Regions from separate parts of the Mus musculus genome. Here all the other regions are linked to region 4. The links are chromatin loops, found by intact Hi-C in ENCODE. Cell type or tissue: left cerebral cortex. All regions are shown on one strand. Region 1 has its middle 230 kb from the start of 1700003I22Rik. Region 2 overlaps Satb2 (special AT-rich sequence binding protein 2). Region 3 has its middle 70 kb from the start of 1700003I22Rik. Region 4 overlaps Gm32949 (a long non-coding RNA gene).

Region 1 (8,000 bases), 350 kb after region 4:
CCTCTTCCCTCCTTCCTCCTTTCATGCTTCCTCTTCCCTCCTTCCTCCTTTCATGCTTCCTCTTCCCTCCTTCCTCCTTTCATGCTTCCTCTTCCCTCCTTCCTCCTTTCATGCTTCCCTCCTCTCCTCTTCCCTCCTTCCTCCTTTCATGCTTCCCTCCTCTCCTCTTTCCTCCTTCCTCCTTTCATGCTTCCCTCCTCTCCTCTTTCCTCCTTCCTCCTTTCATGCTTCCCTCCTCTCCTCTTTCCTCCTTGTGATTCATCAAGAAATTTGGTTTTACAAAAATCTATGGAGATGGCTACAGGCAGAAGAACAAGCTGACTTAGAGATTTCATTAAAATCTGTGAAACTGGAAAAAAAAGGCTTTAAAGGATATGTTTGTCAATCACTCAGTAATTGAGAAGTAGGAAGTGCGGCTGTGGAGTATTATATATGCAGCCATTCAATTAACTCAGTTCCCTGAGTCCAAGAAAAACAGAGAATGAGACAAGTGAAAAAGTGCCATTTTGGATCATCTGGATAATTAATTTAGACTTCTAATTTGCAAACTACTCTAGTGATTGTGGCAATAAATGTCGTAGCTGTGTTCACCTACTGTGTGTCGGCCACCTTGCTGGTGTTCGACATATTGTTACCTAAGCAGTGCACATTGCGCCTCAGATCCAGTTTACAGATGAGTCAGTACTGCACTTATCCAACAGATCTTTATGGAATAACTACGGTGTGAGGGTTGCTGCTGAGTATTGAAGTCATGGTGATTATGCAAATGCATATAACCATGCTGTCCTGCTCAATCCCTCCCACACCCACTTCTAAGCGATGCCCAGGCATCTGGGCGGGTCAGTAACATGCCACTGCAGCCCAGTCTGGATGGCCAAAGCTGTTTTGCCTAACGTGCAAACAGCCTTACTACATAGTGGAATTATGAATGAAATAGGAAGATTAGAAAGAAACGCCAAGATAGATGTAAGCATGAGATAATTCTCAGTGTGTCTGAGGGGTGTAGCATAAAACATAGGACACAGTGTCTTTGCACTGTTTGGTCACATCTACACCATTCACCTTAATGATCACAACTAGGGTGTGTACACTGAAAGAAACAAGAGAGACTTCAGAGAAACTCACCTACACAGTACTGTCCATCCTCATTTCTTTCCAGCCTGCTGATGCAAAGCCTAATATGTACTGCGTCTATATGCTTGCGGAGTCATTCTGTTTAATTTTCAAACCCTATCTTCTCTTGGACAATTCATTCCTTTATGTTGAGGACCATACAGTTTTGGTGTATAAAGACAACAGCTTAGAATATGCAGCAAACAATACCCAAGAACAGGACAAAACTAATGATGCAGGATGTAAGAAACTGATTATGATGGGTACAAAGAGACTGGATTGGCAGAGGTGACTTACAGCCTGAATTTTATGGTGATCACAAGACAATACATTTGTTAAAAAAAGGTTAAAATGTATACTTAAATTTGTTAAACTTTGTACTATGTATAGTATTTCTGTCTATGATGCCGGCAGAGAGTTGTGTACTTGAGTTTTAATACTAGTTTAAAAAATGAAGTGATATTCTATTTCTAATTTGTTAAAAAATTATATATACATATATAATATAAATACATAGTTATGCACATGTATAATATATGTAGCATAGTGTATATGCACATACATACATACATATATAGCATCTAAACACATTTACATGTCTATATAATTTTAAACAAGTATAAAGTGGTAAAATCATTATATGTCTTCTATTATACTGGAAGCAGATTATGATTAATAATAATGTATTTTACATTCCAAAATAGCCAGAGAAGGACTTGTATATGTCTACATATGTCAATACATAAAACATTTCTGAATCTTAAAATTATATCTGAGGAATATAGCATACAATTGAAAGAGTGAAATATATAAAACCATAAGTTAATGGAACTTGAGAAAAAGATTAACCATTATATTTCATGTGAATTCTAATTCAATTTAAATTATTCTTCAAAATAATCAATACTTTTCTGCAGTGAGCAGAATTATTAACATATTCTTACTGAACTGGCCTCTAAAATAGGTCAACTGTTATCAGTTATTACTCATTAAAATATTAATACATCTTTAAGATAAGAGCTAATAATTAAGTGAGACTACAATATAAAGTTTGGGAATGCTTTAAGGGAAAGACCACAGTGTTATGTGCTATGAGAGATAAAAGCAGAAGGGTCAGTTTGCTTAAAGATGCAGGGTTATCTTCATTATTGTCTGTTTATTCCATAAAACTGAATTGTGTAGGAAAAGAAGGTTATAAGTCAGAGGTTCTGTTGGAACCAATTTAGTTTTGCTTTGGGGGCTTAGCAAACTTGGATGTTCTGATCTTGGATAGTGCTGGTAGCCCCTAAAGAGGCTGTTTCCTTCTATTACTAAGGTCCCCGAGACAAACAAGGCTCACTGATGAGATCCTGAAGCCGCAGGCATACGTGTCCTTATTGGATTTTATTAAAAACAAAAATGATTATCATGTTTATTTTAAAAGCATGTCTACATTTTCTATAAAGACCTAGGAATGAGCCTACTTTTGCCTGAGCACAGGCTGATGGTGTGGAGACCTGGGGTTCAGACTGTAACATTGCTGCTGGGAATGGGTCTCAGAAGCGAGTCATGGACTGTGAAACAGAGCAAGGTACTACTGTGTGAACTGACAAAGAAAAAGCAGTGTAGGGTAAAAACATTGACATGTTCAGTTAAAAATAATCCTTCAAAAGGCCAAAGTTAACAGTTAAAACTGTTTTTTTAATCTAGAAATTGGCAAAAGATTTATCTAAAATGTTTATATTTTTGCCACCCCATAAATCAAAATTAGTTTTCCATTAAAAAAGTTGGATCAGAGATGACAATCTTCTTGCCAATTTTTAGCTAAATGCAAATGGAAACATCTGAGATTTTAAACTGAAAACTGAAGTTTATAGATACATAGTAAAACTACTGCCTGCGAGTGTTATATTGTGAGATACGAATAGCATATGCAGTGGTGAATTAACAGTCATTTCAGATACAGAAAACAATTAATTTTCTTTTAGGAAGTCCATAATCCCAACCCCAAAACCTATGTTGGTTTTAATGCCTGGGCCCTTTAATGTTGACAGGGACAGTTTGTATCGTCTGTTTATTCTTCGAGTTTCACTGAAACTCCTTCAGGGTCCATAGACAAAGCCATTTCCTTCTGATCTGCCCTCCTATCACCTTGCCATCTTACTGTTGTACTTGGGAATGTATATTTTATTCTAAGGTAAATAATTGGTAAATAGGTTGACTATAGTCAAGGCATGTGACATGATGGTTTGATAGACATGACACTGTAAACTTCAAATTCATTAATCCATCTTTCACTATCAATAATACATTGGCTGCCTAGCACTGGTTCATTACAGACAATGAAGTTACTACCTTATCGGTGTTCATCTTTTAGGTCTAAAGTTACACAAGGGAGTGCATATGACTTGCCAATTATCATTTCACCCTTAGAACATGTCTAATGTCCAATATACAGCAACTTTTCAGACATTTTTTGAATGAATGGACTCTGATTGCTACAGAGTAATTTCTTTATTTTTCATAGTGCAACCACTCAATTACTAAGTGCTCTATTCATTCTAAATCTCAAACTTTTATGTGTCTTTAGTATCCCACACTTGTACATTGTGATCTGTTCTCTCACTACAGTGTTGCCACGCTGTTGACGTTCCCACTGCTTTTTAGTCTCCTCCCAGTCCATGAGCATTACTCCATCTCTATGAGCCAAGAACTGCTACATGGGTCTCTGGTTGTCACCTCCCATTATACTTCTTCTTCCACCCACTGCCCTCGAGACAGTGTCAACATTTCTGAACGAGGGAGAGAACCTTGCCCTTTCCACAGCAGTTTTGAGATGAGGGTTCCAAGTGAAGTGGAAGGAAACAAAGTTACCACAAAGGTTTTATTTCTATAGATGCTCTGTGTGGTTAAAGTGAAATCACGGTAAATCAGAGCTCACCAAGATTCCTCATGTCTGCAGAAGCTAGAAATCACCCTCATATAATATGGTCTTATGGCTTTAAAAGAATATCCTGTCAGTTCAAAAAGCTAAGTTTGCAAATGCAACCTGTACTCTGGTGAACAGCTATTAGCAGAGGAAAGACTTAGGAAATAGATCACCAAGTGCTGGTGTCTCAGTGGCCAAGCCATACTGCTGAGATGGAAAGTCTAGGAACATAAAGTGTATCACAAGAGTAAAACAACATCAAAGTCTGCTTCCTTCTTCCCGGGGACTTACATATAAAGCAAAAGACAACTTTGCCATGAGTTTAGTGACAAAGTCCACTGTAGAAAAGACTAATTCTTTAGGCTGTAGAGATGTCTCAGGCATTAAATGCTAGGCTTACAACCAAAATTATATATATATATATATATACATATGACTCATTCTTCATAGTGAGTTGCATTTGTCCATGTAAGTCCACTGGGGTAAAAGTGGCAAAGCTTGAGCAAATAAGCTAATTCCCATCATGGCGACAAGGTCTTATTAAACCTTGAGATATGTTAAAGTATGCAGTAGTAGGTTCATAATAAATTCATTAAGCAAATATATATCCTTAAAATTTAGAGGAGAAGACAGGCGGTTAAAGACTAATACATTTTAAAAGGACCGATGGTATCTAGCCAGCTTCTCCCTTGTCACAAACTCTTTGAATGACGAGGGGAACTGACTGCCAAATGTGTTTTAAAGAGTCATTTGAAATGAAGAAACAATTCAGACGCAAACAAAATACAAAAAGAAGAAAGGGGCACTTCAATTTTATGTTTTCTTGCTTTATTTTTAAGACTAAAAGTAAAATCATTATTTTCAAAAATATGACCAATGTTACATTTATATAGGCTAAAAACTCGCATGTTTAACTGTACACTCTGAAGGAATGTTGCCTATTTTATTCATAGACTTTAAATTAGCAGGAGAGCAAATTATGGGATTTTATCATTAATTGTACTAAAAAGGTACTTCCTCATAGATTCAGATATTCGCCTACATCTCTGGAAGGCATTAGCCCTCCCATAAATGCACAGGTGATAGCAATAAACTACTAGGAAAGCAATGTTATCATATATTTAAATTCAAAAATTGCATATATCATATGTGTATTGAAATATAAACCTTCCCTTGCAAAGGTACATTCACACACATGCAAGCTTTTGAAAAGCAAACACACTACAACACACATAGTTATGATGAAACTTTCTTTTCTAGTCTTACCTATGTGTCCCTCAAGAGCTGTCCTCTTCCCCACAAGAAAGGGAGAACTATTCTTAAAGGCAAACCAGAGAATGTTTTTAAGAGGACAGAGTTTTATTTACGAAGGCAGAAGTAGTTCTAATGCGATAGAATATATTTGCAGGCCTGCTTATTGCTTCAGTGCAGAGCGATAAGCAGCCATGGCCAGGGGAAAGGGGGTTATTAATGTGTTTGATGTGCAGGACCAAAGTCTGTCATAGCCAATTTGAAATGTGGTGCCTCTTTAAAACATAACCAAAGAGCTGGTCTACAATTCCCAATCTGCCTCGGCATATACAAATCATATATGCTGACAAATGATAAAGGGAATTGGAAAGGTTGAGAGGATGAAGTCAATAATAGATTTATCTCCAGACATTTAGCACTTGGAGTGCATCTGTTATGCAATATGTAGACATATTTTACAGCAAATTTGGAGATACTGTGAGCCCACTGGGCAGGGACAATGTCTAATTTTATATTCTATAGAACTCAGAGTTTCACTTCCTTGCTTAATGAGTAAGTGGAGGAGACACCCCCCCTCCATGCACACAGAGCAGAAGTGCATGGAAAGGACTTGGGAACACAACTGTGGGGTTTGTGTGAGCAGCAGTGGCAGAATAGGCCAACGGTGGAACGGCGGGCACATCCGGATGTGAATATTTCATTTACAATATGAGGGGGCTGTGAGCAAAAGGATGGGTGGCCTTCGGAAACCAAAATTGTTGTTTTTCACAAACTCAAGGAAAGTTATCGTAAGCTTTACTCCGATGTGCACAGTTTTTGAACTTAGTTGGAAATTTTATTTTAAAAGATCTCAGTTAAGGATATTTAGAAAATAATTTGCTGGCAGTTTGCATATTCCACAGAGACAACTTATTTTCTTCTTTTACTAGTGGATTATTAAACACAGTTACTATAAACTATTAGCTTTTAAAATTCTAGTTTTGTTTTTAAATGCAACATCATTTATGCAGGGAGTGCCACTCATGTCTATTTATTTATATGTACAAATATATTTAGTTGGGAAAATCTTTGCTATGTTTCTTCATTCTATCTATCTCTTTTTCTGATATTCACATATACAAAACCAAACCCATCTTAAAGCTTAATTTTGATTAAATTTGATATACTTCAAAAGCATGTGAAAAGGGTAAACAGGTAGCAACAGTGACAAAAGGATTCTGGTAGTTTATAACGAGTTGGAAACAGAGGCTATAACCTTTAGTAGTTGTATGGTTAATAATGCTGATATTTTAAGTTAAGGGAGTTCCTAATGGTTCTTTCCCTGAAACAGGCAGTGTGCAGACTTCTACCCCACCATCCTGACACAGAATTTTGACGAAACTGAATTTTTTGAAGTCTTTGGGGTTTTTGTTGTTGTTGTTGTTGTTGTTGTTGTCAATTAAAATGAATTATTTTTCCGTAGTCTTTGGAAAGTTATGATTGTATGAATGAGAGTATGCAAAAGTTGTGTCAGAAGTGTTGCATGCTGTGTGTGAAGCCAGCTGCTTGCTGTTAGAGGATGTGATATCATTCTCTCCCCAAGCTACAAGACTCTGGCCTGTCATTTGATTTCTGAGTACACGTTTTTCAAGGACTTCATGTCGTAATGGTCTTAGAGACATGACCTCAGGTCATGTGAGTTAACTCAGGTGAATGATAAACAGAAATAGCTTATCATACTGCCTCACAACACAACAATCTTACTGAAGCTTCATAGTTAAAATATAAAATATAAATCTATACTTAAGGTTTAAAAGATTCACCAAGATTTTGTTATTTTACTGTTTCTGTTTATTTATTTGTTCAGGGTATCAATTCATTTGCTTCCTTTTACTTTCTTTCTCTTGAGAATCAAATACACGAGCATTAACTATTATGAATAATTAATAAACTTAAAAATAACTTTTATATCTAAGCTTTATACACTACAACAATGTCATGCTTAAATGTTTACTTTCTAAAGCAAGAATTATGGTCTATATGTGGATTAAAATAAAGTAATAAAGTAGCTTTTCTTGGGATTTACTTTTTTTTTTAAATGAAAAACAGACCTTGGCATTATCTCTTCAAACTTTAACCTATACACAGGAAGGCAAGAAGAAACAGAAAGGTAGTCCCTGCCACCGGAGCCTGTTTGAAAAAACAAAACAAAAAACAGAAAACAAAACAGAAAACAAAACAAAACAGAAAAACCCAACCAAACAAAAAATAAAAACAAACAAACAACCCCCCCAAAAAAACAAAATCAAAATAACCCATTAAGACCCACACAACTCTAAGAACTCTCCTGCTATGAAATAGCTCCCTGAGTGGCCAGCCATCTTAGGGAGAAATTGAAAAACGTGATTTTAATGAACTATTCTCTATAGGACTTGAGGCTACTTTCTTGCATAGAGGAATTCAGAAAAATTATTTCACCAGGCTTTAACTGTTTTTTTGTTTTGTTTTTATCCCCCCGCCCCCATTTTCAATGGCCTTGTGTATCAAAGTACCTGTGTGATTCCCAATGCAGTCTCTGACTCCATTGATGTTAGGTCCTTCCAGTGCAGAATAATAATAGTTCCTAAATCCCCCCACTAAATCATATCTTGAAAATCATATTTTTATAAAAGAAGAAAACAACTGCACTAAAGAAAATGCAATCACCACTCAAACTCCTGCTTAGCTCGTTAAGGACAGGAAACTGCTA
Region 2 (8,000 bases), 940 kb after region 4:
AGTAATTAGCTGTCAGAGTTCAAAAATACAAAGAAGAAATGACCTTGACCAATTGGCTAGTAGACATGTAAGGAAGTACCAATTGGTCAAGGCCAGCTTCACTACTGAAGCTATATTGACACCATGACTGTCACAATACGTACCACAAAAAGGCAGACTGTCACATGAAATACCACAATGGGCAGACTGTCATTCAGAAAGTGGTCTTGGCCCAAATGCATAACCTCAGACAAATGATGAAAAAAAAAAAGGAAAAAAAAGAAAAAAAAAGCACACAAATCAAAACCAAGATAAGCTTGATGCAATAATCAGTCAGTACTCTTCAGATGTGGCACAGCCATAAAAGACGGAGGAAGAATCGCAGAGTAAAGACTAATAAAAGTCACCAAACAGATCTGGGCATCCAAGAAAAAAGATGTGAGCAGAAGAACTAAGGCAACGGGATCACACTGTCCATGGGAGAACTGCTAATTTCCTGGTTTTGCTAATTGCACTGCTATAAAATTTCCCTACGGTGATGGACAATGTCAGCATTAAGGGGTAAGGCTGGTACAGGACACAGCAGCATTAGTTCTATGCTTTTTGCTTTAAACATTGGTGTGTCCAAAATGAGTTTTAAAAAGTTTAAAAACTTCCAGAGAGCACTAGAACCTACATATTGAAAATATACACAGAGCCCATGAATATGATTCCAGAGACTGCATCTTTACAGTGGGACCCAGTGAGGGGGCAGCAGTTCAAAGACTGATTCCTGGCAACCAACAGTTAATGAGTGCCTAAACACTCAGAAAATAAGCAAACTGTTTTTATTAACATTATATTTTAGCCATCTCTTCAGCCTCTTAAGCAAATTTCCCTTGGTAGCAAAAACAAGTCTGATGGCCCTCTCTAACTCTGCAGGTGAGGTGACAGTCACAGCGGTCAAGGTATCCTTTGTTTACAATCCACATGTCCCAGAGAGTTGGATGCCATTCTGAATTTACTAAGCAAATCATGTAAATATATTAGGACTCTGTACTACTTGAAAAAATATCCCACCAATTCTTTTTGGAAAACAAGTTAACTCTCGTTTATCTTTCAGAAAAGAGGGTTTTATTGCTAAGTTGCAGGAAGGAGACCGCTAGAGGAGGTGACAGTTAAGACCACAAACTGCTGCTTCTTGCCCCATCCCTCAACAATTCCCCAGGCAACCTTTTTATCCAGACACAGTGAATTACTCAGTCCCAGCAGACATTTGGTAAATGCACATTACCATCTCCTCGCTTTGCCATGCTACCCTCTTAGCTGTAATACCTCCTGCCCAGATCAATAATCCCTGGAGATACTGTTCTTCAAGGCTCTTGTCACCTGGCTTCGCCTAATCTCCTTTGAAAACTTTTTGCTCACTCCTGTCTGAGCCTCCAGCACGTTGCATACTCTTTCACTGTGTGATGAGTGTTATGTTAGGTGTAGATGTGTCTGATGTACCTTCATCAATAGGGCTGGCTGGCCTCTTCTTGATGGGTTATACAGAAAGTAGCATGTGGGGACTATTTTGTCACCTCAAAGTCAGTTTGTTAAAGAGGAACACCAATTTCCAAAAGCAGCCACGACAAGGTCTATTTGCCCATCTCTCTTTTTTTTTTCAGATTTTTTTTTATTACGTATTTTCCTCAATTACATTTCCAATGCTATGCCAAAAGTCCCCCATACCCTCCCCCCCACTCCCCTACCCTCCCACTCCCACTTTTTGGCCCTGACGTTCCCCTGTACTGGGGCATATAAAGTTTGCACGACCAATGGGCCTCTCTTTCCAGTGATGGCCGGCTAGGCCATCTTTTGATACATATGCAGCTAGAGTCAAGAGCTCCAGGCTACTGGTTAGTTCATAATATTGTTGCACCTACAGGGTTGCAGATCTCTTTAGCTCCTTGGTTACTTTCTCTAGCCCCTCCATTGGGGGCCCTATGATCCATCCAATAGCTGACTGTGAGCATCCACTTCTGTGTTTGCTAGGCCCCGGCCTAGTCTCACAAGAGACAGCTATATCAGGGTCCTTTCAGCAAACGCTTGCTAGTGTATGCAATGGTGTCATCGTTTGGAGGCTAATTATGGGATGGATTCCTGGATATGGCAGTCTCTAGATGGTCCATCCTTTTTGTCTCAGCTCCAAACTTTGCCTCTGTAACTCCTTCCATGGGTGATTGTTTCCAATTCTAAGAAGGGGCAAAGTGTCCACACTTTGGTCTTCGCTCTTCTTCAGTTTCATGTGTTTTACAAATTGTCTCTTATATCTCGGGTATACTAAGCTTCTGGGCTAATATCCACTTATCAGTGAGTACATATCATTTGAGTTCTTTTGTGATTGGGTTACCTCACTCAGGATGATGCCCTCCAGGTCCAACCATTTGCCTAGGAATTTCATAAATTCATTCTTTTTAATAGCTGAGTAGTACTCCATTGTGTAAATGTACCACATTTTTTGTATCCATTCCTCTGTTGAGGGGCATCTGGGTTCTTGCCCATCTCAATATGTGAACATCTCATCTTCATGTTCTATAGCCTCGGGGAGCTACTGAAGGCATTTAGACTGTTAAGATAGAGAATCAACTCTTCTTTGGTTTCCTGTCACACTTTTTTCTATTTAGCAAGGAGTCCTTGGGGGGGTGGGGTAGTATATGACACAGTCAAAGACACCATTTAGCCTAGATACCTTTTTTTGCACATTGAGACCATGCTGTTGCACATTAAAGAAAATGCACATGACCTGAGAGTGAAGCATGTTTTGCCCGAGCTGTACTGTTGGGGGTTGTCTAAAAAGAATGACATACATCGCTAACACCAAACTGACCACTTAACAAGCTGGACTTATCCTTTTGAGCACCTTCTATGTGGGCACTGGTGAGAACTTTCTGTTACTGCTCACATAGGGGTCCTTAGAGTTTCCCTGGATCAAAACTAAATGGAAACTGACAATGTCCATTTCAGTTTCTAACTACCACAGGCTGAGAATGTTCAAATTACCAAGGCATCTATAGAACACTAACAAGGCCTAGCTTGAGTGGGTACTCATCAGGTATGAGTTTGAATTCAATCTCTAAAGTTTAAGTCTAAGTACTACAGGAGATGGAGGGGACCCCAGAGGACATAGAACGTGGAGTCCTGTCCATGGTACTGAAATGCCTGTGTATGACTTTGCTATTTTTCCTGTATCTAGACACTGGTTAGGACTCTTCCACCACTCATCAGGTCCTCTTCTTGAAACAAAGCAATAATATTCCAGCACTGGGGAGGCAGAGGGAGAAGAGTGGCAAGTCTTAAGTCAGTCTGGATTTTGCTTCAAAAAGTATTCTTGGCTCATATCTTGCTCTAGTCTCCAGCAAAAGAAGGTAAAGTTACCTCCTCCAGTCCCCCAGGGAAGAAGGCTGGGAGATCCCAGAAGGGAGGACCTTGTCATGGTGATGTTCCCCCTTCCTGATGTGTCTGGGAGAGAGCTGGAGAGTGAACTCCAGCTACTAAACAGGAAGCTGCACCACCCTTCTGCCCCTCTAGGAACTCTAATGAATGGGAAACTCAGCAAATGAACAGTCCCTCGGAATGACTCAAGCTTCTTGCTGCAGAAATCTAACAGGCCATTTCCTCACCCACATCTTCAATACAGAAAATGTCAGCATATGCAACCAAAAGGGAATGTTTTCTGAGTTTCTTAAAGGGAAATTCATATTATTAACCACAGACAGTTCGCTTTCTAAATGGAAGCACAGAAAGTCCCCAAACAAACTTGTGTAACTGTGGAAGGATTTCTCTTCAGCTGGTTGAGACTCTCCTCAAGTGTGAAATGAGCCAGATAGTATTCTGCTCTTGTTTCTTCGTCACTGAATTCTCTTTTCATGAATCCAATAAGTGTCTATTAAAATAAATAACCCCCCTAATGATTCAAGATAACCTAATCAAGAAAGCTGAAATAGATAAGAGGCTAAATACGGGGGAGACCTGTCAAGGACTTCAATGAGTCTCTGCTGAGGATGTCATCTAAACCTGAAAAAAGGAATGTACTCAGTACTTGGTTACAGTTCAAGGTTAATTACGTTTTACCTTGCTTGAAGTGAGTGAGTGCTGCTTTTCCTAGTGTCCACAATTGTATACTAAGTCCTAAGCTGAGTCCTCATGGGGATCAATTTTCAGCTTTCTCTGGGCTGCCTTAAGCATATCTTTCACATTTCTATGGATGTGTTTACAAAGATTGAGTCTGTAATTGAGAGTAATGAAAAAAATTTTTTAAAATGATTCTTTAACCTCTGCTGTGCAGGGCTTAAATCTAGAAGGGATTGCATAAAAATGTGTCACCTCTACTGCCACAAATCCATGGGAATGTGCTCAACTTCACAAGTCTCTGGAGGTTTATTTTGCTGCTTTGTTTAAATGTATACACATACACATGTACACATGGGTACACATACATGAAAAGCCATTCATATGTGTACAAAAGAATAAGTGTGAAACCTTGTTGTCTCCATTCATATCAGAAACTTATTAATAGCAAAATGTACCTTACTACCATATTAAACAATAAATAACCGTGATGTTTCCACCTCCTTACTTCAGGCTACTTCAGGTTCTTACTCTAGCAGAAGTGTTAAACTTTATGCTTAGCAAACTTCCTTCAGGACCTAGGAAAGCAGGGGCATATGTAAGACTTGTGCTAGGTCAGAGCAAGGACTATATGGAGGGAAGCTAACAAGTAGTGCCCAATTTGAAGGGAGTATGGCTGCCAGTGGATGCTAAATCATGTGGTGTACCCTAGGTACTTAGCTTGCTTCCTCCTCCTTGTCCTGGCCCTGGGAAAATAACGCGTAAAACAGTTTCCATGGCTGGAAGCACTGCTAGATACCCATGTTCTTCTCTGGAAGAACCTTGGCGTGGCTCAAGCCTCAGAGAAGGCCCTTTAACAGGGAAGCCAGATTAGCTTCAAAGTCACACCCAAGTTTCCAAAGGAACCATACCATAAACAGGCAAAACATGTCAACTCAAAATACAGAAAGAAAAAAAGGGTTAAATACCAATACCAACTTAAATGACATTCCAATTTTGAGAAATTTATGAATACTGTGACCAACTTCCATTGTTATCTAGTTAACAATGCCATTAGACAACAAGAAGACCAAATAAACAAAAACTAGTTTTATACCATAAAACAGATGGGGGCTGGGAAGACAATTCTTTATTATGAGCTTGCTATTAAAACAAACCCATGGGCAATGTTTGCTGATGCTCCGCAGCATTCCTTCAGGTTATGTCAAAAGAAGGAAAGACTGGCAACCAGAGACTCACACCGATGTGGAGGCAATCCTGTGCTCACTGTCCACATACTGTGGTTTCAAGGACCACTTCCATGAGCTGTCCCAAAGGCCTTGCTGGACAGGCAAAGCACACTCAGTATTAGCCGACTTCTGCTAAGGGTAAGCGACACAACAAAGCCAGGAGTCATCTGCCTTTTGGCTGTGCTTCCTGGCACTTCCCATACCACAGAAATGAGCACAGCCACATATTTATTTCCAACACCCTCCCAAGGATGAGACCTTAAAATAATGTTAAATCATTTCTTTTGAATATATACAAAATGGCAACAGTTTAGTCTCATGCAGCATAAGGAATAAAGGCTAAGAAACTCCAATAGTGAAACTAAAGAAAACAATTGATATTTTGTAAGTTTACTTTCCCATATGGAGATCTTGCCTTTAAGAGATACCTTATAGCATATTTTTAAAATCTACACTACTGAAGGCAATAGATACACTCCATATAATCCCGATCAAAACCCCAATGGTTGGTGTGGGGAGTGTAGCTCAGTGGTAGATAACCTCCTTGACATGTGTGAGACCTCAAGTCAATCTCTGGCACCAGGAAACAGGCAAACAAACAAATTCCATGTACATTCTTCACAGAAATGGAGATGAATTCTCTTTTTGTAAGGAACTACAAAAGTCCCCTAAAGAGCCAAAAGTCAGAGACATCATACTTCTTGATTTAAAAGTACACTACAGGAGCCGAGGCACTATCTCAGTGATAAAGCACTTGCCTGTCACACACAGGGCCCAGAGGTTGATCCCTAGCACCTCCAACAATCAACTTTTGTTACAAAGCTAATAGTCAGAATTTCAGAATGTGGCTGTAAACACAAACGCATGGGCTGAAGGAACAGAACAGAGGGCTTGGAACTAAATCCAAACGTACAAAACTGATATTTCAACTAGGATACCAAAAAAACACAATGGGGATATGGAAGTTTAGTGGGATGAGGTTCATAAGTTCAAGGCCAGCTACGTACTGAGACCCTATTAACCAACCAAACAACCAACCAACCAACCAATCAATCAATCATTAAAAAATGTTCCAGAAAACTGGATCTTCATATCTAGAAGAATGAAGTCAGACGCTTATGCCACATAGAAATCAACTCAAATTGGTGGGGGAAAGACCCAACTCTAAGACAAGAAACAGGCAAGTCAAACTGTAATTTGTTAAGCTGTTAGTTGAAAATTCAGAACACACATTTTTAATGGAAATGCGGAAATAAGGTTTACAGGCCTATATCGAGAAGTAGTGCATATGAAGCACAGAGCACACAGAAACCCACTTACATGTGAGCAGACACAGTAGAACCCCTCGCATGCAAAACACAGGCTTTGTGAAACTACGATGGTAGAACTCGTCACTGTGTCTAGAAAGTCTTCTTGCGCTAGCTACAGAGAGCTCAGCATCTTGTCTCGTCTGCTCTTGCTGGAGAGAAGACCTTCCTAACCCTGCACCCTCCTGTCCTCTTGCATGAGGAGGACCCTCCCACCCTCCCTCTGGCTAGAGCTGCAGAGCCCCCAGGCCTGACAGGGTGTGGGTAACAGGGAGACGCGCCCCACCCCCACCCCCACCCCTACCCCCACCCCCACCCTGTAGTCTTCAAACCAGGGCCATTTCACCGACAACCTCTGGGTCAGCTGTTTGTTTTCAGATCACCTCCTTTGCTTTATCCCAGCAGCCTTGACTCTTCACTTCCCTGCATACAGGGTAGTGGTCAACATTATCTTTAATAACTGATTGCAGCCAATTCACAGCAAGTAGGAATGGACTAGATGATGCTTGAGTTCTATTTAAAGTTAATTTCTAATGAAGTGGAGGACTGAGGACCTATATCTAAGCTTCAGGGCTCTTAGTCTCCTCCAGTTCTTAAGAGTTCTTAATCAACAACTTCACTAATTTGATCTCTGCATGATCAGAAAGCCCTGGAGAGGCATTAGCCTCCTCAGGCACCCTGAAAACTCCCAAACCCTCCGAGAAAAATAACAAAATGACAGTTTAGGAAAGGGAGTGGGGAAAGCTTTGTTCTCTCATCTCTCACAACCCAAAGACGTGTGTACGTCTTGGGGAGGTAAAATCTGGCCAAGAGCCATAGCTGCACTGGAAACATACATTAAATGTATGTAGCAACTCAAACAATTGAGTTTGCTGTTGGATGAATGCTGGTGCTTCCACGACGGAGTTTCTTTTATGCTGAACTGTCTCTAAAGCTATCTTACTTGGCAGAACCCTCCCCCCACCACCACCTTTTTAAGAAACATCATTCCTGAAATACTTATCTGGTCAGCTATTTGAAATATGGTTCTCTGTCCAAAAATTTTAAAAAAGAGACCATTCTTCTGAGGAAACAGAGAGACTTCCAAGTGTCTCACCCGCACGCGTGCTCAATTTTATCCTTTGGAATATTCAGAACCACTTTTCCAGATTGTATGAAATCAGGACTTCTGATTCCTCAGGAATCCCTCAAGATTGGGAACAGCCAGCTGGCAAACACCAACTCTCAAACAGCCACCTGAGTTAATGTGGGACAGCGGGAGGCCTTGCTACTCCCAACAGCCACGGTGCCATGGCAATGAGAGGCTTGTGTGCCCTCCAAGCTAGGTCTCAGACGCTGGTCTTCAGTTTACTCTTATAAAAGAAGGCCCAAGTAAAACTGTGAAATGGGTGTC
Region 3 (8,000 bases), 190 kb after region 4:
CATCAGAATGCATCTGAGTTAAAGGACTGAGAGCAGACATCACAATGATCTTCATAGGGGTGGTATGAGAAAGAATATTAATTACAGGAGCATATTAAATATCATATAGGTGGCCAATATATGAGATGAAATAATGTTGGATAGTGAATTCTATAAGTAGATAAAAAAGCATTGTGTGAGAGTTATCCTGGCTACTACATTGTCATCAATAACATTTAATGTCTCATTAACTTGCAGTCAACCAGAAAACATATTGAGGCCCCAGGGTTCAAACTTCAGTAGGGTTCTTGAGCGTATGTTCTGGTAAGAAATTCATCTTGCTCTTGATTGACTCCATGGGTTCATGTGTGAGGCATGGTACATTTGTAATTTGTACTGCTAGCCAAACTCCAAGGATCTGCTCATGGCCCCTAGATGATCTCATGTCTGGAGTATCTGCAAGTTAAATTTTCTTTGTAGGTTAAATTGCTTTCCTGTAATTTAGGTTAAACTTGTTAAGTGATGGGGGGTTAGCCAGATTATAGTGCACTTGCAATACAGCACAGTTATAGTGAAAGAGAGAGAGAGAGAGAGAGAGAGAGAGAGAGAGAGAGAGAGAGAGAATGAAACTCACAGGTTTTAAGGAATTTTACTGAACACAAAAAGAATGTCAGTTGTCATTTTGAGGAAATTAATGCCTAACTATTGTGAAATAAATGCAAATAAGAATAATATTACATGCGATTTAAATATGACACTTAATGCCATCTCTTCCATATGGGAACTATTATATACTGACTTCTTTTCAACTTTATATTCTAAAAATAAATATCAATTCACGTTCATAGAGATTCTCCTCCCAGTAGCAGGAAGAGAACAGTGTTCTTTCATGATATACAGAAAATTTTAGAGCAAGGAAAGCCCAGTTTTTAGCGACCAAGTATTCAACTTGTCTAATTTATTCAAAACATTCCACCACTTTAAGCTGACACATTAAAATAAATTTGACATGACTCTCAGTAGCATTGATCTTAGACACAAAAAAAATTTGTACTTTTTAGTGACCTTGGAAATGCTGTTTCAAATGTTCCATTGAAATTGAGTAAAGGTTTGTATCTTTTAGTCATAGTCCAATAAAAGATAGGAAATTTTCACTGAGATCAATATTTATAAAAATAAAAAATTAAAGTGAGATCAATTATTTGATTATCTAGTTCATTACCTAACAGTGTAAATAATTATAATTAGTAACTAAAAGATTCTTGCATCTCATTAGTTATAAAACTTGTTCAACATTAAAAGCTGGACATCTAAGCTTCATGTAAATGTTAACATATTCACAGACCTTTGTTATGTCCACTTCTCATTTGAATTTAGGGAAAGATGATTATTAAAACTAATATTTTTCCTAGGAAAATGAGCTTGGTTATTATCATTTGATAGCTGGCTTCTAGACATTCACTAATGTGCACTTTCTTTGTAATTTCTTCTAATACTTTTTGACCCAATGAAATTAGCTTTTAGTCAAGCTTTGAGTACATTAATATAATATTATTTTAAAATTAATACACTGTCCAATTGAACAAGTTTCATCACATTGGGATTGTAAGGATAGTGTTTTAAAAATCATACTTCTGGAATTGCTGTATAAGGTGACCGGAGGGCAGGACACTCAAGAGTGAACTTGACTAGACACGATAGTAAATGGCTGCTGACTGTAGGAGTACAGAAGGAACCCCATAAAATCCCATATTCTCTGCATATTGAGAAGATTGAGTTAGGTCTGACCACAATTGCTAGACCTGAGGCAGGGTATTGGGCAGAAGGGAGCAACATGGAGAGGAGCTTGATAGGAGGACAACTTGGGACTAGAAACAGCTGCCCAGAAAGGTATTAGTTACCTTTCTCACAATTGTGACGATATATCAGAGAAGAATTAATGCAAAGAATGAAGGGCTTATTCTGACTTAAAGCTCCAGAGTACATACTATCATGGTGGGGAAATCATGACCAAAGGGGGTGGAGGCTAGCTGATCACACAGAGTCAGGAAGCAGATAGATAACCCAGGGAGTTGGGCCAGTCACTTGACACTAGTGACACACTTCCTCTAATAAGTCTCTAATCTGTACATGTTCTGTAACTTTTCAAAAACAGTGCCACTCACTGAAGAACAAGTGTTCAGACACCCAGGCTTATTGGAACCTTACATATTGAAGCCACAACATCACATAAACCCTAAAGTTTACCTAGGCTGTAAATGATATGTGTTCCATAATGAAATGGAGAGAGCTTATAACATATCAGATATTGAATAGAGTCAAGCTGATTATCGCCTCAGTTGTAGAACAAATAACTCTTGACTAAGAGTTGGAAAGCTATATAGCCCATTAGCCAACCAGGCCTACAGTGAATTCTGTGAAGAAATCTAGTACGAATGCTTATCCGTTAGGGAAGGGTTGTAAAGAATGGGAAGGGGAAAGCTGCTGAAGAGAAAAGAGTAAAGCAGCAGAGACTGTAGAAACAAATGCCACCAAAAGAGGAAAGCAGAGCAGAGAAGCAGTAAAGAATGGAGAGGGGAAGAGCCTTGCGGTATCTCTGATTAAAGCCGTGCAGTATCCGGAGCTTAAGACTCAGCAGGAGTATAATCTTACCCACAGTTTTTGTACCTTATCTGGCAGCAGAATTTTACCAATACAAAGTGGAAAGAGCTTCCACCTGATTTCACAAGACAAGCTGTACCCTAATAACCAAGCTAAAGAGACACCTGTGTCATAAAGAAACCATGGGCCAGTATCCCTGTGAACATCAATGGAAAATACTAAACCTGACTCAACAGCATAGCCTATAATACATGGCCAGGTAGGACTTACCCTAAATATACAAGATTGTATTAACTTTTGAAAATGAATCAACACAATCTGCTGAATTCACTCTGCTGACAGACTGAAAGAAAAGAAACATATGATCATTTCAGTTGATGCAGAAAAAAATCTTCTGACAAAATTTAATATCCATTCATGATGAGGGAAAAATTCTAAGAGAAAAAAAAAGAGGCATTTTTTTTCAGTCTGATAAATGGCAGTTTACAAAAGAAAAAACTGTAGCCCATTGCTACACCATGCATAGACTTAACTCTTTCTGTCCTTCTTGAGAGTAAGGAAGGGATGTGAGTTCATGGAGCGTGGATTGAGCCGTAGAGTGGAGGTCAGAGCTGGTACAGTAAGGCACCTGACAGGAATAAATGGCATTCATGTGAAGAACATCACCATCCTGAGGTAAGTGACATAGTCAGAGGAGAACAGATATTTTTTGTTTGTTTAATGAAACCCTAATGTGTTGCTACTGAATATGAATGTACTTTTCCTTTTTATTTTTACATGTTGAGATTTCTTCTTCCTTATTAGATAAAATAAAGAGATTAATTAACTTTATAGTGGTACTTTGCCAGACTGAAGTTTTCTTTCTTTTTCTATCAGTAAGAAGATTGAAAAATGCTAGAAAATTAATGTCTATGCTATACTGACTGTCTCATAAAGCCTGTTAATATTGATCAAATAAATATCTTCATATTCTTACATGGCAGTTAGCCTACTAATTTTTGGCTGGCTTCATAATATCCTAGTGTATTCTTATAGTTATAACAACTGCCAGGAAAATGTTTGGCCAGACCTCATTCAAGTAAGGAAAGGATATTCATGATTATGTGACATGTATATTTAGAATATAATGTTTCAAGTTAGATTTGGCAAGAAAGCAGTCATGCACTGAAACATGTGAGATATCTTGAGTGTTTTTGGAAAAACCCTCAAAGGAAAATGAGAGTAAGTAGCATTTCCTTTAGCTCTGACTTCTCAATAAACTTTTGGTATGGAAATTTTACTCGACTTTCTTCCTTGTTAAACACAGCTCATTTCCAAATATTCTTTGTTGTAAGAGTCCATGTGACATGTTTCTAAATGAACTCATATTCTGTCCAATGAACAATAATTATTTTTGCTATGATCTTAAGGGACTTTCTACCAAGTCTGTACAAATTCTGAGGTACAATGTAGGTAGCAATGTGTGTAGATGTGTGCACATACTTAAAACATCATCATCAACTCCATTTCTTGTTTTCATTGGCTCTAGTAAGAAACTTCAGCTATCATTTGTATCACAGGCTGAATCTCCTCTCTTATTTTCTCTAAGCTACATATAGGGAACCAATTTTAGGGAACAGATAATTCTGAAATCTGACCTACCATTTACTGTTTGGGAGAACTTCTCTCTGATAACCTTCAAAGTAAATTATGGTGTAGTAATTAACCAAAGCTACAATGGAAAAAAAATTCCAGCTGCTTTAATTGTCTGACTCCTTGCTCCTAGATCCAGCATGACATGTCAAAACCAGTTCTAGTTGGATTTAGTTAATAAGAAAGAGGAGGCATCAAAATTCACAGAGAAAGCAAAAGAAGGCAGTTCAAGTGTTGGTGACTAACATAAATCCTAGATTAGGAGTTTGGTAGAGAGTGGCATGCAGATTGGAAGGTAAAAAGTGGAGCCCACTTGTCTCTTTTCTGTATTGTATATTTCTGGAGACAGTGCTTCTGCTTTGGTAACATTACTCAAGAATATGCCTGGGGAGTCTATTCTTTTATGAATTGCTGCCAAAACAGCTTGGGAAACAGCTGGTGATAATTCTGGCTTCATTCCCCCGCTCAACAGCTGATGTTCAGGAGCAGGGAAGCAATTGTGTGGGTGTGTTCTGAGCCTTGCCATTGCTGCTTCCCCTTCAGCTGCTTCTGCTCCCACATGAAGGAGCAGACCCAGACCGGAAGGCTGAGTTCCTGGGAGTGGCCTCAAAATGAGGACAGTGCTACTAGTACTAGTCTGCTGGCCGGGATCCTGTGTTCTATCACAATGAGGTCACGGGTGGGTGAGGAGAAGCTCTTCTAGCTCAGATCCTTAGCAGCTTTTGTAACACTTGACTTCAACCATCAGTGGACAGCATGGGCAGACAGCCTAGAACAGCAGGGTGACCCTTATCCCTGTGGCAGGTAGCACTGTAACAGGTCTTGTGCAACACTGGGGTACTGGGACCCTGAGCTACACGGTAACCTGCCTTATGACTTTAGTGTCAATCTAGGAAAACTGGGATTCCCAGCCCTTGCTATTGGCTAGAATTTCTATCACCAGACCTATGTGTTGGGATTTTTCCAGCCATTGAGCATGGCTTCTGTTACAGCTCTTGGGCTTAGATGTCTGAGACTTTCTTGGCCCTTAATTCCTGACATCACTCTCTACAAGTTGTTCAGCAACTAGCAAGCTTCTACGTTTTTAAGTTAGGTGTTCTGGGCTTCCTTACTTTTTCCCACCCCTGAAATGACTGAACTCCAAAACATAATATGGCTTCTCGTTGCTATGGTTGCTGCAATGGCTGCCACTGCTAGCTACAACCTCATTTGTCACCAGCCTTTGCTATTGTCCTATTAGCTATTCCTATTACTGGCTGTTGCCATGACTCTTTAACTAAGTCTGTCTCTGCTGCTACCTTCTCTCATGAGTCCCTGCTTTATTTATGGATAATGCTGTCTACTTTTTCAACAGCATTGCAGCCATTCCCATGTCTATACCACCAGAGTCCTGCCCTCATCTCTTGCATTACTTCTTCAGTTTACTATCTCAGCCTACTCAACTAATGATGGATATCAAAAGGAGGCAAGAAGGGGAATATAGTATCATGCCCAATGTTGCAATACTAGGCCAGGAAGCTAAAGTATCTCCAAGCAGCTCAAAAAGAGTGTTTATTCCTACTATCTTCATACAAGCAGATTGGGTTTGCAGAAATCACAGTTTGGGCCCCATAAACATCATTCACAACAGTTCCTCTAACGAGAAGTCAGTGAAAGGGTTCCTTCTCTGGCTCAGCTGGGAAGAGGTATAGGCAAAGACCCACTGTCATGGCTAAGGTCACACTTTTGAGAGTTGGGGTGCATGGAGGCAGCAAGCAATCATGATTGTTGTGCAATTTCTTCAAGGCATTTGTGAATCGTTAAAAACATTGAGGGGTGGTGTAAGAGTCATCTGTCTGCACACTAGACTGATGATGTGTTCTTGGATTCTGTTTATGAGAATCTTATTGAGTAGTTTTGCATCGATATTCATAAAGGAAATTGGTCTGAAAGTCTCTTTCTTTGTTGGATTGTTGTGTGGTTTAGGTATCAGTCTAATATTTTATTTGTGTGTAACATATTTTATGAGTGGATGTGTATTAAGTCCTTTATAGATCATGTGGAATGTGGGAAAGGGGAAAGTAGTCAGTATATTCTCTCCTCTCATAGTGTATGCTATTCCATGTAGAAATTTATAAATAACCATTGTATTAGTCAGGGTTCTCTAGAGTCACAGAACTTATGGATAGTCTCTAGATAGTAAAGGAATTTATTGATTACTTACAGTCGGCAGCCCAATTCCCAACAATTGTTCAGTCGCAGCTGTGAATGGAAGTCCAAGGATCTAGCAGTTACTCAGTCTCACGCAGCAAGCAGGCGAAGGAGCAAGAGCAAGAGCTAGACTCCCTTCTTCCAATGTCCTTATATTGTCTCCAGCAGAAGGTGTAGCCCAGATTAAAGGTGTGTTCCACCACACCTTTAATTCCAGATGAAAGGCATAGCCCAGATTAAAGGTGTGTTCCTTAAACTCGGAGATTCAATCTTCTGGAATCCATAGCCACTATGGCTCAAGATCTTCAAACCAAGATACAGATAAGGATCTCCAAGCCTCCAGATAAGGGTCACTGATGAGCCTTCCAATTCCGGATTGTAGTTCATTCCAAATATTGTCAAGTTGACAACCAGGAATAGCCACTACAACCATCATGTTTTGTCTTGGCCTAAAATGAAAAGTTTAAATATAAGAGCAGAGAGTGAGTCATTGACTCAATATTAGAAACTGCAAGCCAACGAATGGCTAGTCTTTGCACTTTACCTTGAGTATGAGTAAAGACATCATTTGGCCAGATAACATTTTCCTCTAATAATTGTGTTCTGGCTTTCATGCCTTTATCTTATTTATTTATTTATTTATTTATTTATTTAATTTATTTATTTTATTGGGTATTTATTTCATTTGCATCTCCAATGCTATTCCAAAAGTCCCCCACACACTCTCCCACCCACTCCTCCACCCAAGAAAAATATACAACAATTGGTTCTCCTGACCTAATTCCCCAGGGCGCTGTTTTAGCTTTACTTTGCAAAGTTTTCCCTTGATATCTCACAGACAAACTTTATTTTTTTTTTTTATTTATTCATTTATTTATTTATTTATTACGTATTTTCCTCAATTACATTTCCAATGCTATCCCAAAAGTCCCCCATACCCTCCCCCCTCACTCCCCTACCCACCCACTCCCATTTTTTTTGGCCCTGGCGTTCCCCTGTACTGGGGCATATAAAGTTTGCAAGTCCAATGGGCCTCTCTTTCCAGTGATGGCCGACTAGGCCATCTTTTTTTTTTTTTTTTTTTTTTCTTTTTTTTTTTTTTCCATTTTTTATTAGGTATTTCGCTCATTTACATTTGCAATGCTATACCAAAAGTCCCCCATAGCCACCCACCCCCTCTCCCCTACCCACCCACTCCCCTTTTATGGCCCTGGCGTTCCCCTGTACTGGGGCATATAAAGTTTGCGTGTCCAATGGGCCTCTCTTTCCAGTGATGGCCGACTAGGCCATCTTTTGATGCATATGCAGCTAGAGTCAAGAGCTCCGGGGTACTGGTTAGTTCATAATGTTGTTCCACCTATAGGGTTGCAGATCCCTTTAGCTTCTTTGGTACTTTCTCTAGCTCCTTCATTGGGGGCCATGTGATCCATCCAATAGCCGACTGTGAGCATCCACTTCTATGTTTGCTAGGCCCAGGCATACTCTGACAAGAGACAGCTATATCAGGGTCCTTTCAGCATAATCTTGCTAGTGTATGCAATGGTGTCAGCATTTGGAAGCTGATTATGGGATGGATCCCCGGATATGGTAGTGTCTAC
Region 4 (8,000 bases):
ATTTCTTCTGATTCATACATGGAGTTAAGATTCTTAAAAAGGAGTTAAACCTGGGGAAAGGATTTTTTAAGTCTTAGTTATTAATCACTTTCTTTTCATCATTTTGGTAAAGACAGAAATTATATCTTCATAGCAAAGCATGGTTTCAATACTCAGGTTAATTAAAGGGGCCAAGTTACAGAATCTAAGCCATTGGCACCACCAGGAAGTCAAAGGAAGCTTTTAATGAGCATCAGGACTCTTGAGACAGTTAGTCCTTTGATCTCTGCTAATTTTGATAGAGTTGATATCAATCAGATGACCCAGAAATCCTTTCTAAGTGCAAAAACTCATGTTGCCCTAGAAGGTGGAGGTTCGAATTACTGTAAACTTTATATGGGAGCACCCTCCACATTCAGTTTACTGTATCCCTCAGAATGCCAGTGAACAGTAGGTGGTATAGTTTATTTAAGAAAGTACCTCTGTAGCACTCTACCATCCCCTGTGAGCAAGGTCAGGGTGGCACCAACAGGTTCTTCAGAGACAAAGAATTAAAAATGATAACTTTTGAAAAAAAAAAGGACAAAGAGAGGCCCTTTATATTCCCTCCTGGGATACTGGGATACAAGCTCATGCAAAATGATTTTTTTTTTCAATCCTGAAGGAATAAAAATCTAAATAAAAAATAATCCAGGTTTACACCAAATTTCGTAAAAATTATCAACCCTTAGCTGTACCTGACATCATGCTGCACAGCCCCCATTCGCTGCACTAAACTATGCAATGTCAGGGACATGATAAAGGAAGTCCTCCCAAGGGGGACTGACCACCAATCTAGTGCAAGCATGTTCGTCCTACTTTGTTGAGACAATAAAACTAAAGATTCACATGAAAATAGGCCCTTGGGGTAATTGGACCGGGAATCGGATTCTATTTTAAAAGTTAGGATTAGGGTTACTAGCTGTAGTGAGCCCTTGAGCAATATGTGTCCTCTTGTGTAAAAGTTAGGGAGTTGCGGGTTGATGGGTAAGATATGCTTTGAATTCCTTCTTTCCACATGTTTTTGTTTCAGCTAATTGTTCCTGTATTGCCTACCTGTGTCATATGCCCAGCTTTATTAAAAAAAAATTATACATTTTGACACCTACACAGGAGTCCATTAAAGTCTGTCTAGAGAAGAATGTGCCTAGTAAGTGGCCATGCAGAGCAATGCAATCGTCAGTGAGATTTTTATGTTCTACCAATACAAACGGGAGCTGTAGAAAGGCCATGATCACTGAATAATGGTGGGGATTCCAAAGAAAGACACCCCCCCCCATATCAAAACAAGACCAAAGACAAGCAGGAATGAAGAGAGCCAAAGAAACAGCAAGAAGTGTGGGCAATCTATCCCCTCACAGGAGGCTTGCCACAAATGTCTCCCCGGAGAACACGAGAATTCCCAGTTCTTGCTTACTCCACTTTGTAACAGCGAAAACCATATAAAGTCATCATTAAAATGTCAAGGCAATGAGGAAAGGCCCCAGCAATCGAGTGCATAGCATCTAGGTCAGGGCAATGTACAAGCTTAGCCAGACAGCAAGGAGGAAGCCTGGTGTAGGAAAGGAGAAAGGTGAGCAGGGCAAAGGGACAGGTGACAAACGTGGTGGAGAATTCACTGCTTTAACCCCACTAAGCAGCTATCCTCCCCAGTTCTTACCTTCAGTCCTCATACAAATGAATGTGAAAACTGTCTTCCACAGCCCCTGAAGACGGACTTTACCACTTCGTGGTTGCAAGTTTACTGTGAAGCCCACACTTGCTCACCTCTATACCTGCCACTCAAAACCTCTAGGGTTTGTGGTGTTACAGCGTTGGCTACTGATGTCTCCATTTTATTACTGTCTTCTTCATTTGCTGGCAAGCTGTGGCTGGCTGTCAACTGGGGACCTGTGGACTGAGCTAGCTGAATTCTAGCTGCAGCAGATTGGCTTAAACCTTTCCCTTGTGGGTTCTTGTCTCTAAGACTGTTCTAAAATAATTTTTTTTTTGTCTCTGTGTACTTTACTAATTCATTCAATGAAAGATTCTCTGAAAGAGGGCCTGATATGGCTGCTTGACAGTGAGATCGTGTGGGGATGACTCTGGAAGCCTAAGCCAGGAGAGCAGAGGCTATTAGGGCGGGCAGGCTTGAACAGGTCTGGAGATTAGACTAGGGAGCAGGCTCCAGCAGCTGAAGCTAGTAACCAGCTTCAAATATGTTTCTAAAGGTAAACTCAAAGATTAGATACAAGTTCTAGGAAAGATTATTTAATCTTAGGAATGGCTGTTATTTTAATACCAATGCAGTAGCTACTATTGTTTTAATAGAAATAACTATTATTATTGGTTAAGCTAATATGAAGTTAATGTTTTTCCTGATATGATGAGCTCTCAGATGTGTCTCATATGAAAAGATCAGAATTTGGGATTAATTTCTGAATGATGTAAAAATATTTCAGCTCGTAATTCTCTTCATGTATTTGTGTTCTTTTGACTTTATTATGCTGAGAAAACTCGAAGCAGCTGCTGCTGTCTCCTCCCCCACTCTTGTCATGCCTCTTTCCTCTCCTTTCTGCCCCAGACGCTGGCTCACCTCCAAAACCATGGGAAGGTTCACCATTGGGCCTGCATGCAGCTAGGGATGGAGGTGTGTGACATCCCTCTTAGTTCCAAATTCTTCCTAGTGCCTGAACTTTAATCATCTTGAGTTTCATAGCATACTTTGTCATAAGACTATTTTTAAAAGGCATATAGGTTGGTAATAATTTTATAAAATAAAAAAACAACCTTAGTTGTTGCAATAATGTTTGTAAGATAGGTCTGATATTCTTATTCATTTGACTTATAATTTCAAAAAAATTAGGTTCATTTCAAATAGTATTTTTTAGTTTGAAAAAAAAAACCCACCCAACTTTGAACGTTAAGCTTTTACATTTTGCTCTCAGATCCAGCACCCTCCAGTATTTGGATAATGCTATAAAAACAAAATCCTCACGAAACTACAAAAGCAGAGAGGCCTGGCTTCATTCAGCTGTCGCCATGGAGCCAAAAACTTGGTCTTGTCACATGAAATTTTATAGTTTCATACGTCACCATCTTGATGTGGTAGTTTTATTGACTTTTCAGACTTTTTTTTGTTTAATTTCTAATAAGAAAACATTCCATAAAGAGGAATTTTATTATTTAATATTTGTGGAAGAAGAGGATCTGAAAGGAATCTCCCCCATTTGCCCCTTGGAGCTCCTCAGTGAGTCAGAGTGGATTCAAAACCAAGCGTGTTCTCATGTCACATTGCCATGGAAATGTGGCTTTTGGAACTGGGCAGAATGGATCCCTTCCCAGATAGGAAAATTGTCATTAGAAGAATAATAGAATGCTCTTAACAGCATGTGACATCTCCAGCTTTCTTTCCCTTTGCCTTGCATTCCACACTGCAGTAATATCTTTAATGACCTTTCAACAAATTAACAACAACAACAAAAACAGAAAACAAAAATAAAAACAAAACAAAAAACACCACCACCACCAAAAAAATCCCTTGCTAAAAATAGCAATAATTATAATTTGGAATTAAATGGACATCTTTTGCTACTAATATATTTTTATAATATGAAAACAAAGGCATAATCAGTATTTCTGGACTTTCTCTATGATGTCTCTGTCTCTGTCTCTCTCTCTCACACACAGTGCACGTGCATGTGTGTGTGGTGCGTGTGTGTGTGTGTGTGTGTGTGTGTGTGTGTGTCTTTTGTGGAAAGATACCTTTTGCCTTTGGCAAAATTTAGAAATTTGAAAAAGAAGAATGAAGTTTATAAATGATGATCTTCAACATAGGATTGTATGAATATTACTCACACATTTTATTGACAGATTGGATTTGTATTCAATTGATATACCTCTTGATTTTCTCTAGCAGTAAACATTGGTAGAGGAGAAGAACATTGTCCTGGTAGCAAGCTCCTGAGTGCAGTTTTGGTTGATACCTGAGTGAGAAATCTAATCTAGGGAGAGAGAAGCGGCGGCCCAGAGACCTCTTTGTGTGAAACATCTCAACATATTGCTGTCTGTTAGAGCGTACTGAACACATACACGTCTGTTTAGTAATATTTTGGGGAGCTGAGATTTAGGGAAGAAAAGGCTGTAGTATTTTTACTGTTAATTCTAGAGCTTCGCACGGTTATTTATTTATTTGTGCTGTGATGAGCACACATTATTTGTAATGACAGTTTCAGTGTAACATTCTCTTTTTTGTTTAGCTGTGGTTTTTAGACCTTTGAGTTTTCTTTCCTTTAGCTTTTGGGAAAACCAAATAAGTGCAAGTTTCCTCCAAGACACCTCATGAAAACATTTTTTTTTTTTTAAAGAAAATGAAGAGTGAAACGAGTCTATATTTATTTGGAAGATCATCTGACTACTGCTAAATGGAGTATCTCAATCTGAAAGTGAAATCTGTTTCACTGCTAAAAATTGCCAAGAGTTTTTTGACTAAGATTTGGGAATCTGCAGAAAATGTAAAAGTTTTTTTTTTTTTTTCTACAATAATCTGTTCAGTGAACAAGCTGTGAAAAATAGTTCTGTATTTTGTCCATGTGAGGCAGCAGACGGCGAATTTCCATTTTAAAGAACGATATGAGTAGCTTCTGGCATCCTTCTCTAGTGCCTTCCTCCAATCTCCTTACACTGAGTTACAACAATGCAGTTTATTATTTCTTTAAAGAAAAAAAAAAAACATGGAATTTTCCCCCCACAGACAGCTCAGCTCTCTCATTCTATCTGGGCTCAGAGTGGAGGGCGCTTTGAAGCCTTATCAAATGGGCCTTAAAATACCACAGAGTATTAGGAAGACACCATTCTCTGCAGTTAATGCTTTGCACTGGAAGGGCTTTAGAAACAATTTATGGTTTCTTCCCAAGTATATTATTTTGAGGTAGGTGGTCCCGTAATGAACAGCTATTATAAACGGTTAGAGGATAATTTTTTTTAAAAAAGGTATAATTATGATTCTCATACAGACATAAAGTGAACATGTGTTAAAGATTTTATTTAATTCATTAATTAATGAGGGAAGCAGTAGGATGTTACAACCTGCTTGAAGGAAAATTCAAATTCACAGTCACACAAACAGGCAAATAAAGAAGACTGATGTGGGTTTGCAAATAAGGCAAGGTTGGCCAGTATTTAAAGAGCAATGGGTGATGGGATTGTTTTCTTCAGGACACACCAGGTTTGTGTTCTTGTGGGACAGAATGCTTTGCATTGCTAAGTCCCTGAAACCTGAAGAGATGTAAAGTGGCTGAAAGACAATGGAAAGCAGAAAGGCCCGAAGGGCTTGCTAGACAAGGGCCCTTATTTTGCTTTATTTCAAAGACTACACAACTTCTTAAAGATCCAATTAACAAGTCCTTTGCCCACTGAAAGGAATCAGTTTTGCATCTGGGTTAGTAGGACAATATTTAATGTACAGTAGGTCCACATGTGTTGAATGGATGAAATTGCTCTTATATCTTCTACCAAGCAAATGAGTATTTTTTTGTCCTCCAATTTTAAGCATGCCAAAGATTCTGAAAGAAACTTGAGGCAACTGTAAGAGCTTGGTGCATACTTTCTCCTATATTCTCAAGGTTTGTTCTTATAGATAAGTGGAGCTCTCACCACTCAATAACGAAGCTTTTATTGCTTGACCATTGCAGTGACTATCAAGAGATTAAAATGCAGAGTTGAGGAGCCCAGTCCCAAGTGATACATTTACACTGCTGTAACTGAGTTTCATGGATCATTGCAGAAGAGGAAGTGGAACGATTTTAAGAGCCAGAGGAATGGAGTTTGCTGGGAGATTGTGTCTCTGAAAATGTCAAAACTTATACTCATAAAGTCTCAACAACATGGCTACCTGAACAAGACCTGAATACTCATGGTACCAGTAGATATCCTAAAGTGGATGGAGGAAAGTTCTGGAAGCCTCAATCTTCACAAAGAACTCTAGGGAAGTAATGAATGCTGAGAGTGGGAGAAGGAGTCTTCTCTACAGAAGACCTCACCAACTGAGCACTCACCACCAAGGAGTCAGCATCACCGAACACTCATACAAGTAACACTATGTATAAGACTGGGTGGGTTGTATTTATATATTAGGAATATATATATATATATATATATATATATACATACACACACACATATATATATGGAATGTATATATTTAGGAATAGATCTATATCAGGAATATATATATGTATATATATGAAATATATGTATTTAGGACTTTATGTATTAGGACTATATATGTGTTTAGGACTATATATATATATGTGTGTGTGTGTGTGTGTGTGTATCTTAACATTTAAGAAAAAAAAAAAAAGGCCATAGTTTAAAAAAGAGCAAGAGAAGGGAATATGTTGGAGGGTTTTTAGTGAGGAAAGAGAAGGAAGAAATGACGTAATTTTATTACAACCTAAAAAAATATTTTAGAAGTTTTTTCCAACTAATAAGGTATCTAAGAAAGAGTTGAAACAAACACAGGTGATCCTGAGTTAGGTGTGCATGGTGTTTCTAGTCTCTCATGGAACAGCTGTGAATGCTAGTGGGTGAAATCAGCATTAAATAGGCAGAGGAGCTAGAGAGGGCTGAGTGGTTCTCAGTACTTGATATTCTTGCGGACCCAGGTTTGGTTCCTAGTACCCACAAGATGACTGGTAACTGCTTGTAACTCTACTTCCAGGAGATCCAATTCCCTTTTCCTGGCCTCCATAGGCCCTTGCATGCATGTGATGCTCATACATATGCTCAGGCACATATACATATACTAAATAAATAAGCTGCTGAAGAGTTAGTGACCTTAGAGTGTATAGGGCAACCTTCCAGTTCCCTGCATACTATGCTGGCTTCGGGTTATTACAGGACATATTTAGCCGGTAGTTTGATTTTGATATTGACTGCACTGTTCTTAGAATTTATTTTTGATTAGCTTGAAGCAAACTGGGTGATGATGTCAGGAACATGGATTCAGATTTTTCAGGAGAGCTCTGATGTCCAAGTCTTCTGTTTCCTGGAATTCTGTCATTGTTACCTCCTCCTTTGTACTCATCAATAATTACATTGCTCTCAGTAATCTCTGCGCTCAATGGGAGAGGTAATATTTCTTGATGGCTTTATACTTCTACATATCAGTGGGGAAAAGACTTAAAATACAACTTTTGATGTGCTAGTCTATGAAAATTTTCATGAGGAAATACAAGCCGGGCCGTGGTGTCACATGCCTTTAATCTTAGCACTTGGGAGGCAGAGGCAGGTGGATTTCTGAGTTCCAGGCCAGCTTGGTCTACAGAGTGAGTTCCAAGACAGCTAGGGCTATACAGAGAAACCCTGTCTCAAAAACAAAACAAACAAACAAACAAACAAGACAATAGAGTCTTTGAAAGACTTTGAAAGGCCAAATGAGATAGTGTTATATTGTAGGGTCAGGTACTTGAACAAATTATTTATGGTCCCATTATGTTATCTTATAATTTATGAAGTATTTCCATGCATTTTATTTCATTTAATGTTAATAATAATCCTGTAGATTTTAGCTGTGCACAATAAGTGTGGATTCCAAAGGCATTTCCCCTGCTTCAGGCAGGTTTTCTGTGTGAAGTCCATGGCTAACACAAGTGATTTGTTCTCCTCAGCTGTTGAAAGACTGCATGCTGGTCACCACACTGTTAGTGTTGTGGTGGTCCATATCCTGCCGGCAAACAATAAATAGCATGAAGCCCAAACCACAGGCTGATTCAGCTACCAGTTATAGGTGTGGTTTAGAACTTCCTCCTCTCCAGGTCTTGTTGTTCCCACTGGAAAAGTTGGTTCCCTAAACACTCAAGTCTAGACTCTTGTCAGTTTGTGCTTTGTCATCGGGTATTTTCCGATGCAATACAATTAAATGAGAAAATCCAGGACACTGGTTAACTATTACTGTTTATAACTCTCCATTACAACACTGTGTGTTTGGGGATGATAGCTGG

What was found. A loop is a pair of places that touch in the nucleus more often than their neighbours do. Peaks named below come from ENCODE experiments on the same cell type or tissue, not always from the same donor. Only the 100,000 strongest peaks of a DNase experiment are listed, where the experiment ranks them.
Region 1: it touches region 4 in a loop (11-fold over the local background); 6 of 42 quality-filtered maps call a loop at or near these places.
Region 2: a loop joins it to region 4, with 5 times the contacts of the local background. A loop is called at or near these places in 2 of 42 quality-filtered maps.
Region 3: a loop joins it to region 4, with 5 times the contacts of the local background. A loop is called at or near these places in 3 of 42 quality-filtered maps.

The regions. Positions count from the first base shown.
Region 1 is chr1:56,241,773-56,249,772 of GRCm38, forward strand. No RefSeq gene overlaps it. Among named protein-coding and RNA genes, the nearest start is that of 1700003I22Rik, 230 kb to the left of the region's middle. In left cerebral cortex, no CTCF peak of the experiment used is centred here; DNase peaks (open chromatin) are centred at 744, 2,548, 3,116, 3,841 and 3 more places; H3K27ac peaks cover 6,104 bases.
Region 2 is chr1:56,835,950-56,843,949 of GRCm38, forward strand. The region is part of intron 9 of Satb2 (special AT-rich sequence binding protein 2); the gene reads right to left. Among named protein-coding and RNA genes, the nearest start is that of Gm51624, 45 kb to the right of the region's middle. In left cerebral cortex, a CTCF peak has its summit at 3,539; no DNase peak of the experiment used is centred here; H3K27ac peaks cover 461 bases.
Region 3 is chr1:56,084,891-56,092,890 of GRCm38, forward strand. No RefSeq gene overlaps it. Among named protein-coding and RNA genes, the nearest start is that of 1700003I22Rik, 70 kb to the left of the region's middle. In left cerebral cortex, no CTCF peak of the experiment used is centred here; DNase peaks (open chromatin) are centred at 3,720 and 4,668; H3K27ac peaks cover 974 bases.
Region 4 is chr1:55,895,651-55,903,650 of GRCm38, forward strand. All of the region lies in intron 1 of Gm32949 (a long non-coding RNA gene), which reads left to right. Among named protein-coding and RNA genes, the nearest start is that of Gm32949, 11 kb to the left of the region's middle. In left cerebral cortex, a CTCF peak has its summit at 4,577; DNase peaks (open chromatin) are centred at 283, 371, 881, 1,453 and 5 more places; H3K4me3 peaks cover 1,888 bases; H3K27ac peaks cover 4,705 bases.